2 separate regions of the Mus musculus genome follow, and region 1 is linked to region 2. The links are chromatin loops, found by intact Hi-C in ENCODE. Cell type or tissue: heart. All regions are shown on one strand.

Region 1 (5,000 bases), 100 kb before region 2:
TTTTTAAAAAAGATTTATTTATTTTTTATTTATATGAGTACACTGCAGCTGTCTTCAGACACACACTAGAAGAGTGCATCAGATCTCATTACGGAGGGTCGTGAGCCACCATGTGGTTGCTGAGAATTGAACTCAGGACCTCTGGAAGAACAGTCAGGGCTCTTAACTGCCGAGCCATCTCTCTAGCCCACTCTCTTTCTTTTTTGAGACAGAGTTTTATATAGTTCAAGTTGATCATAAACTCCTGATCCTCCTGCTTCTATCTCTTGAATGCTGTGACTACTCCACGAAAGTACAGTGTGTGTGTGTGTGTGTGTGTGTGTGTGTGTGTGTGTGTGTGTGTTTGTGTATTAAGGTTTTAAAAAGCCAGGCATCGCTGGGCAGTGGTGGCACACACCTTTAATCTCAGCACTTGGGAGGCAGAGACAGGCAGCCAGGGATGTACAAAGAAACCCTGTCTCGAAAAACCAAAAAAAAAAAAAAAAAAAAAAAAAAAAAAAAAAAAAGTTAAAAGATGTACCTATTTTTATTTGACGTGGATGAGTGTTTTGCCTGCATGTATGCATATGTGTGTCTGTACCACCTTTGTGCCCACAGAGGCCAGAGGAAGGAGTCAGATCCCCTGAAGCTTCTGCTATGGATGTTTGTGAGCACCATGGGGTTGCTGGGAACTGAACCTGGGTCCTCTGTAAGTTCAACAAATGCAGGCTGGAGAGATGGCTCAGTGATTAAGAGCACTGACTGCTCTTCCAGAGGTCCTGAGTTCAATTCCCAGAAACCACGTGGTGGCTCACAACCATCAGTAATGGGGTCAGATGCCTTCTTCTAGTGTGTCTGAGGAGAGCAATAGTGGTGTACGCCTATGCATAAAATTAAATAAATCTTTAAAATCAACAAATGCTCTTAACCTCTGAACCGTCTCCTCAACCCGTGGGTTTTGAAGGCCTAAACACCAGAACTGTGGCTGGAGCGATGGCTCAGAGCACTGGCTGCCCTTGCACTGGACCCAAGTTCAGTTCCGCAACACTCACATAGTGATTTGCAACCACTTCGGCTTCAGTTCCAGGGGATCTGGTAACCCTCTTCTGACCTCCACACACACACACATGGTGCATATACATATATGCAGGCAACATATTCATACCCATAAAATAAACAAATCTTTAAAAGATAAAACCATAAAAAAGGCAATAATATTTTGTGATGCATGTTAGGTTCAAATGAAGTTTTATTGGTGTACAGCCATTCTTATTTGCTCTAGTATGTTTTTTATGGCTGCCTTCAACTGCAGTGACAGAGCATATAACACAGGAGTGCTCATGGGTGTTCTTCCTTTTGTCTCTTGTCTTTCAGAGTCTGAAATGTCTGCTCCCTGGCCTTTTACAGAAAAAGTTTGATGCTGAAGTCTGAATTGAGGGATTGTTTTAGCACGGTATGCAAGAGCAATGGAGAAAACAGGATATGTTCGTGAATTGTTTAGAGGTAGACTGGGTACAGGCAGTGCGAAGGAGTCTAGGTTGACTTATAGCTCTCTGGCTTGAGGAACTGTGTGAATGGTGGTTCCAGGAAGGCAGAAATACCAAATACCAGGGCCAGGAGGACAAGGATTGGGAGAGAAAGAGAGAGATGGACTTTTAGAATAGAATACTCCTTCTGCTAACTCTGGTTTATCATGAAAGCAAAGGCCCCAGGAGCAATGCATTCTTCAGAGCCCAAGGCTGTCAGGGGAAAACGTGTTGAAAGAGCATTCTTGCTTTAAAGGTGAGCAGGTTCCAAATGCAATTTCTATTTGGAGTTAGTCATAGTCCTGTGAAACCTAAGCTAGGCGCCTAAGAATAAAACCAGGGATTCTACAGGCCTTGGGAGACTCTGCAAGGATAGGTCACGCAGAAGGAAGACTGTAAAGGCTTCAGGCTAAGGGGCTTGCTTTTGTTTGTTTTTGAGACTTGCATGGATGATATTTGGTATCCCCAAATATCAAGACCCCTTTGCCTCCATGGTGATGATGTACTATTCAGAGAGGGCGGGACCTGTTTCTGAATGTTTATGTGTGTAGGTGTCTCTTCACACTTGTGTGCCTGGTGCTGGAGGAGGGCAAAAGAAGACATGGAATCCTGTAGGGCTGCAGTGAGTTCCCTTTTGTTTCCTTGAGACAAGATTACACACATAGCCCTGGCTGTCCTGGAACTCTCTATGCAGACCAGGGTGGCCTCAGACGCATAGGTAGCCTGCCTCTACCTCCCAAATGCTGGAATTAAAGGTGTATGCTCTCATGACTGGCACATTGTTTATTGGCTTATTTTGAAGACAGGCACAAGTGCATGGGGGTGGCGATGACAGCTTCCATGTGTGTGTTCTCACCATGTGGATCTCTGGAACATAACTCAAACTCTCAGCCTTGATAGCTAATGCCTTTACTCAGTGAACCTCTTGCCAGCTCCACTCTTGAAATTTTGAATGAAGCATAGAGACTTTGGGTCTGGTTAATTTTGGTGTGTGATTTTTTTCTTTTTTGCAACGTGTTTTTAATAATAAAAAAGTTTATGGATGAGACATATAGCTCATTTGTAGAGTGTTGGCCTAGTATATGAGAGACCCTAGATTCAGTCCCAATACTAGTTTTAAAAAGGAGGATGAGAAAGAGGAAGAGGAAGAAGAGGTAGTAATTTGGCCAGTGTGATGGTGAACATCTTTACTTCCAGCATTCAGAGACAGAGGCAGTCAGCTCTCTAAGAGTTCAAGGCCAGCCTGGTGTATATAATGAATTCCAGGCCAGCCAAGGCTACATACCAAGAGCTTGTCCAAAAAAAAAAAAAAAAAAGGCAGGGGGAAGAGCATTTAAACGTCAGGTTTCTTAAATTGCCAGCAGGTGGCGCTAAAATGTCATGGTGGAAATGGAAGTAAGGCTGGGCTTTGAGTGTGGGAGGGATTCTAACTTGTTCCTCCTCAGGCTAGCTCCAGTCTGGGATTGGTAGAAGATGTGGTATTCACAAAGCGACCTTATTCTCTCCTTACTTCTACCAAAAGGCCTTTGTTCCTGGGGTAAAGAGACTCCCTCAGGGTAGGAGTGGGTGCTGTGTTTGAGATGGACAGATGCCCATGCAACCACCCTCTTCCTTCAGCCTCATGTTATTCTCCATCCTGGGTTGGCAACTCTTTCTTCAGAGGCCTGCAGGACCCAGACCCCACCTGGACTTTACCCTCCTTCTTGCCCAGGTGTGCGCTGGACACTCTTCAAACCCAGTCACATTGGGATGTAAGATTCTTCTTCCTGGTTTGGGGGAATAGGACTCTAGACTTCCCAAAGCCAGAACAGAGGTACAGGGTAAGACCTGGGTGAGAAACTAGACAGGCCATTACCTGTGGCAGCCTCTTCTGTGGTAACACCGACGGTACAGCCATCAATTGCTTTTACCAGTTTGCCGCATCCCTCTGACACCTGCAAAGGGCTTGCTCCTCTTTTAGAGATGAAGACACTGAAGACAGGAGGCATGCCTAACCAAGGTTATTTGGTGGAGGGCATAGCAGGACCCCGGTGAGGTCCCCAGGAGAGGGAACAAGTGATAGGTGTGGGCTGCTACTCTCATTTCCGGTCCTGATGCTGGTCTCACCCCATCCTTCCTGATGCTGGTCCCATCCCCTCCTTCCTTGATGTTCCATTGGTCCCAAAGCTTCACTTCTTCCAGTGCTGCTCAGCTTCCTCCGCCCTCCACCTCCACACCCTTGACACAGGCAGGGCATTTATTTCTGAAGGGGGCTTAGGGCTACAAGGGAGCATGAACAAGCCAGAAGCCCTTACCAGGGTCTCAGCTGTCAACCTGTACTGGTGATACGGGGTACATGGCTTACATAAGATCATCCCATGTATCTCCTGCAGCTCTGGCCAGCTTCTCCTTGTCCACCTAGTGGGCTATCCTTGCCCACAGTGTTGCAACCATTCCATAGCTTGTGGGTGATGAAGGTGATTGAGACATTTGACACCCCATTGGCTAATAGGGTTGATGCAACTGATCCGACTGGCTCAGTAGGTGTCTTCTTCCTCTATCATCCCTCCATATTCATCTTGTCCAAATCTGTACACCCAGTTCAAGAGGAAGACCTTCCCAGATAAAGGAGGAAGGTCAAGGGTATATACCAGGAGATGCACACCCCAGCTAGAACTGCTAGATAAGCTCTCAAGGTCCAACAGTTTCTGGGAGTTCAGGAAGCTAAATGTGTGGGGGTGAATCCCACCCCTTCCTCTACAGGGATTTAAAAAAAAAAAGGCTTATTTATTATGTATACAGTATTCTGTCTGCATGTATGCCTGCAGGCCAGAAGAGGGCACCAGATCTCATTATAGAGGGTTGTGAGCCACTACGTGGTTGCTGGGAATTGAACTCAGGACCTCGGGAAGAGCAGCCAGTACTCTTAACCTCTGAGCCAACTCTCCAAGCCTGCAGGGATTTTTTTGGGGGGTCCCCACCCAGGACCTCAGCCTTCTAGGATATTTTTTTTACCCCTCTCAAACTTTAATGTGTACCAGAATCACCTTGAGGCTGCTGGTTACAGATAGCTGGTTTCCATCCTTGGAATTCTTCTTTTACTAAATCCATAGTGATCCCAGAAATTTACCTAGTTAAGTTCCCAGGTGCAGGCAATATTCCTGGTTTGGGCTTCTGTTAGATTAGCAGGCCTTGTCTGGCTCCAGGCAATCTTGGCTAACCACTGGATTATCCAGCATTGAAGAAAATCTTTGCTTGTCTGGAGCACATCGGATAATCTATACTAAGAATATGGTTTGTGGTGGAGGTCCTAGGCCACACTCTATCTGTTAAGCCTCTAGAGGGGCTGGACACTGAGGCCAACGGTGTGGGCAGTCAGCCATGTTCCTCCCTATGCCTGTCCTCTAGTACAAACACCAGACACCATGGTTCTGGAGGGTGTTTGTGGCTGGCAGAATGTCATGTAAGCTGTCCTACATCATTGCTGGAGAATTAAGTATTCTGTGACTTCCTGGG
Region 2 (5,000 bases):
AGTTTAGCAGAGTCAGAGATCAGCTCTGAATCTCCCTTGCTGGGCCTTCAAATTCTCAGTTGTAAAATGGGCACAGCGACAGTGGTCTGATGGGCCCAGTGGGAAGGGTGGACACTTCTGTGAGTGCTGTGAGGTGCTAAGCCCATATCCTGTGGAGGTTTGTGGTGTCCTAGCATCTCTGGGTTCTGAATGGAAGCTTATAGTTTATTGAGAAGTCTCCCCAACTAAACAGTGCATTTTTCTAGCCTGCCTTGTTTTCTTCGCAAGGCTAGTGCACACAGGCTTGCTTTATGATGAGTCTCAGTGAAGTCAGTGGTAGAGACACTGAGTGATCAAGATGGGTTGAGTTGTCAGGAGCAGATGGTACCACAGAGAAGAAGTCACAGATGCTAGGGGAGATGCTCCAAACCAACTCAATTGTCCCTAGGCCTAGGCTTTCCTTTTGGAAAGGGAGAAGGTTCTTGTGAGGCAGATTGGCAGATGCGATTTGACTATGATGAAGGCAAGGGCCAGGCAAAGCTTGGAGTCTACATGTGGAGGACTTAGCAATAGGGTCCAGATACACAGTAACTTGAACAAGGAAGAACATCTGAGACTAGGGCTGAGGGTGGTAATCTCATGGCACCTGGTTGGTAAATTCGTATAGCTGAAGACACGGGGTCTTTCACCACTAATGGGATCTCAGGGCCTGCTATTCTACCTCAGGGCTCTGAGCTCAGCCCCGTTTCTACAATATTGTTGATGAATTTCAGATAAGTAAACTTTATCTGAGTTTAGTGAGAAGCCAAAGCTGGGATAGAGGGAGTTTAAGTGGGAGGAGAGAATCAGAATCCAAAGCAATGGGAGTGTTGGGCACTGCTACTTTGTAGCAATGTCACTTCCCACAAGTCAGTTAACGTTTTTCTTTTTCAGAGATGATAATTGAGCTGGGGTCTCACAAATGTCAGGCAAGTGCTCAGCCACTGAGCTGCCCCTACTGCCTGCCTGTCGTGTGTGTGTGTGTGTGTGTGTGTGTGTGTGTGTGTGTGTGTGTGTGTGCGTGTGTTGTTTTAGTTTGCTTTCTATTGCTGTGATAACCAGCATGACTAAAAGCAACTTGGGGAGGAAAAGGTTTATTGCTCCTTACGGCTGTAGTCCATCATTTAAGAGAAGTCAAGGACAGGAACCCGAGGCAGGACACCTGGAGGCAAGAGCTGAAGGATGGAGGATGCTGCTTCCTGGCTTACTTCCCATGGCTTGCTTAGCCTGCTTTTCTATATAACCCAGGACAACTTGCCCATCGGTGACACCAACCCTAGTTTGGTAGGATTTCCCATATCAACTATTAACCAAGAAAATGCCCAACAGACCTGGCTATAGACCAGTCTTATAGGGGTGTTTTTCTCAGTTGAGATTCTCTCCTACTGTGTCAAGTTGACAAAATTACTGATCCGCACAGGTATCTTTCCTCAACCGCTCTTCACCTTTATTTGAACAACAGTTAAAATCTAGTTATGTATATGAACATTTTGCCCTTATGCGTATCTATAAACCACAGTGTTATTATGGATAATTGTGAGCTGCCACATGGATACTGGGACTTGAACCTGGGTCCTCTGGAAGAGAAAGTGCTCTTAACTGATAGACCATCTCTCCAGCCCCTATCTTTCTTCCTCCTCTCCCTCTCCCCCCACCCCTCTCTTTCTTTCTGTCAAGGTCTCTCACTGATTCACCTAGGCCAGCTGGCCAATGCGTTTCAGGAATCCACCTGGCTGCTTCCTCAGAAGTTGAGCTTAGCTTTTTATGTGGGTGCTGGAGACCTGAAGCCAGGTCCTCATGCTTGCGCAGAAGGCATCTTACCAAGTTAGCTGTCTCCCCAGCATGCATAAGCTTTCAGAATTTTGGCTTCCCCATCTGTAAAATTCAGACAATGCCACCTCCACTGCAGTGTTGTGAGGGGTCATGAGACAACTCATGGTTATGATACTAGCCTTGTGTGACTGGTGCAGAATAAGTTCTTAGTAACTGGTGGCTATTAACAGGATTGATGTCAGTGGGAGCTTCTTAAGGGCAGGAGACTTGTCTCTCATTTCAGTACCAGCACCTGGTACTGCGTAGGCACTGAACAAATGTTTGTCAGTGAACAAGATGAATCTGACAGGGATAAATGTCAGTTCCTGCACTCAGATCCAAAGACCCAGCTGCACAGGGCTGCAGTGGGGGAGAGCTGTCTCGGTACCAGTACATGTGAGAAAAATGGAGAGGTTTACACTGGGGAAAATTCTGGCCAATGTGAAGTGGCTATCAAAAAACTAAGCCAGAGCATCATAAGAGGTCCTGTGGACCAGTCTCTAGGGCCACATACCATTCTGTGATGAAGTGTGGAACGGAGCCCCAGACGCGCATTACAGAGAAACCCAGACAGTGGGCTTGGAGAAGTCCTCGTGAGCCGCGTGAGTCCGGGTGGCATTCAGACCTTGCCTCTTGCATTTGCTCTGGACACTATAGTAACAGCGTGGTGCTTCAGTTTCCTTCCCTGTGAAACATTCAAGCCACAGGTTGAACACAGCATGGTTGCTGGGAAAAGACAGGAACCAAGCTCAGTCCTTGCTGGATTTTCTCGCCCATCCTCCTCTCCGAGCTCCCGCTGGGGGCGGCTCACACTGGAGGACAGCTTGCAGGAAAGCTGTGGGTGGTCGGTGGAATCTTTCCATTTTGGGGGTGGGGTGTGATGTTGGGCCAGGATTACATGGATAGCTTCTCCCGCGTAGATCTCCATGCCTTTTTCCTCCTATTGAATCCAATGAACAGATTTGAAAGATCGGTTACCTCTCTGGCCCACGTCCAGACCCGGCCAGCCTCCCTTTCACGTGAGTGCCAGAGTCGGTCCTTACTTTATATGTACAAAACCAGGCTTCTTCTGGTTTTTCTTCCACAAACAGCTTTTGCTAGAGCGCCGGCCTCACGGTCCCTATGCGTCCTCTGGTGGCTTCAGGGAGTCACTGCATTGGCTTTAGCCTAGGATTGGAATCAGACATTTTGGCAAAATCACGCCCTCCATCAACACCAGATGAATGGGGGGAAATATTGTGATATATGTATACAACTGAATTATGTATAAGAATTAAAAAGGATTGGAATGCTGTCACATACTATAACATTAATGAGACCTCCACACATTTTTCTTGGTGAAACAAGATACAAAAGTCAGATAACTAATTTTGCTTATAAGAAGCACTAGAAAGGGAAAAGTAAAATAAATACAGGAATTAGAATAGAGGGTTTCTCATGATGAGAGGGTTTGGAAGGGGACTTTGCTTAATAAGTTCAGCATTCTGTTTTCCATGACAGTCTAGAGATGGGTAGAGGTGAACGTTGCTCAATACCATGGACATGTACTCACAAACATGCATGGTGTCTGTGCGTGCCTGCAATCCCAGCACTCTGGAAACAGATGCAGGAGGGTACATAAGATGCTGTCTCGGAAAACAAAATGGGGCCAGGAGATGGCTCAGTAAAGTACTTGAGGACTTGGATTTCGATCGCCAGCACTCTGGGATTTGTAAAATCAGGGTGTTGATTTTACAGGATCTGCTCCAGATAGCAGATCCCTGGAGATCTTAGCAGCTGTGGTTACCTGCACAAAATCAAGCCAACCAAAATTCCAGCATGGAAGGGAGGGGCCCCAGTAGAGGAGCAGTTGTCAGTTGATGGCTGTGGAGGGACAGAGAGTCATTTTTCTTTCTTCTGGAAGGTTGCTCATGCCCGTGGAGCTCCCCCACCAAGATCATATGAGCAGCACTGATTGGACTTGAGGTTATTAATTACAGTTAAAAAAGACATGAAGTTGGGAGAGAGACAGGGTGGGGGACACTAGGAGGAATTTTAGAGTGGTTCCGGTATGTATTGTATAAATGTATAAAAACTTCAAAGAATAAATTAAAATGTTATTAAAATCAATACATATAGAAACCATTTAGAATAAAATTAGGATAAGGTTTGCCATTTCCAAGCATGGGCAGTTTTATGTCTGTGCTTGCATGTTCATGGATGTGGACGTATGTATACAGATCAGAGGTCAGTGTTGTGTATCTTCCTTGGGTTCTCCACCTTGAGATAGGGTCTCTCTTGAAGCAGCTAGACTGACTGGCTAGTGAGCTCCAGGAATCAATCTTCTAGTCTCCATCTCCTGCTCCCTGATGCTGGGTTTAGAGATATATGACACTTGCACCCTGATTTTAGAATCCATGGGTCCTGAGGATCCAAACCCAGGTCTTTGAACATTTGACTAATGGCCTAGCCACACTTGAGCAAGCACATGCACCCATTGTGTGTGTGTGTGTTTATGTGTGTGTGTATGTTTACATGTGTTTGCATGCTTGTGTCCTTCTGGGTTTTTATTCTTAATGTAAGGGGTTCCTTGCCTTACTGTGAGTGGTCTGAACTGGAGCTAACATTCTAGCATACAGAACAGCACACGTCCTAGGGAGAAAGGAAACTTGAGCATATATTTTGATTTCAAGAAGTGCTGACCCAGAGGAATTTGAAATTTTCTGAGTGGCTTCTTTACAATGTTTTTAAAGTGGAGTTTTATCTTATTTAACCCTTTGATAGAAAAGATAATACATTTTTGTTTATGTTTCTCATAAACATGAGCAGTGTCTGCAGCAATAGAGACTCCACCCCTGTTTCTGAACCACCATCTAGTTCTATTGGAATGCTGAGAGCAGTGGCAATAGCCTGTGTTGTTTTGGCATCTCTGCGGCCTTACTGACTTAGCAACTCACAGGGAGATATCTGTGCCTGGTACTGCGATTTTCATTTAATAACTCATGCCTTTGTGAACAATGTTCTCCACCTACGCTGGTTACTTCTATTCAAATTCTTTTTAAAAAACATTTATTATGTTTTAAAAAACTAGCTTACAAACTAGTGGATTTCCGTACCCCACTCTTACCCTGTTCTCTCCCCAGTAGCCCTAGTGCCACCTAAACTTTTAACCTCAAGCATTCCTCTTGTCT

The links. Hi-C counts contacts between places; a loop is a spot of excess contacts. Peaks named below come from ENCODE experiments on the same cell type or tissue, not always from the same donor. Only the 100,000 strongest peaks of a DNase experiment are listed, where the experiment ranks them.
Region 1: a loop joins it to region 2, with 6 times the contacts of the local background. A loop is called at or near these places in 42 of 42 quality-filtered maps.

What each region holds. Positions count from the first base shown.
Region 1 is chr19:8,681,115-8,686,114 of GRCm38, reverse strand. Chrm1 (cholinergic receptor, muscarinic 1, CNS) reads right to left here. Exons shown (of 3, transcript NM_001112697.1): 3 at 2,509-5,000. Among named protein-coding and RNA genes, the nearest start is that of Chrm1, 20 kb to the right of the region's middle. In heart, CTCF peaks have their summits at 2,874 (motif pointing right) and 4,287 (motif pointing right); a DNase peak (open chromatin) is centred at 2,894.
Region 2 is chr19:8,576,322-8,581,321 of GRCm38, reverse strand. No RefSeq gene overlaps it. Among named protein-coding and RNA genes, the nearest start is that of Slc22a8, 14 kb to the left of the region's middle. In heart, no CTCF peak of the experiment used is centred here; a DNase peak (open chromatin) is centred at 2,801; H3K4me3 peaks cover 914 bases; H3K27ac peaks cover 748 bases.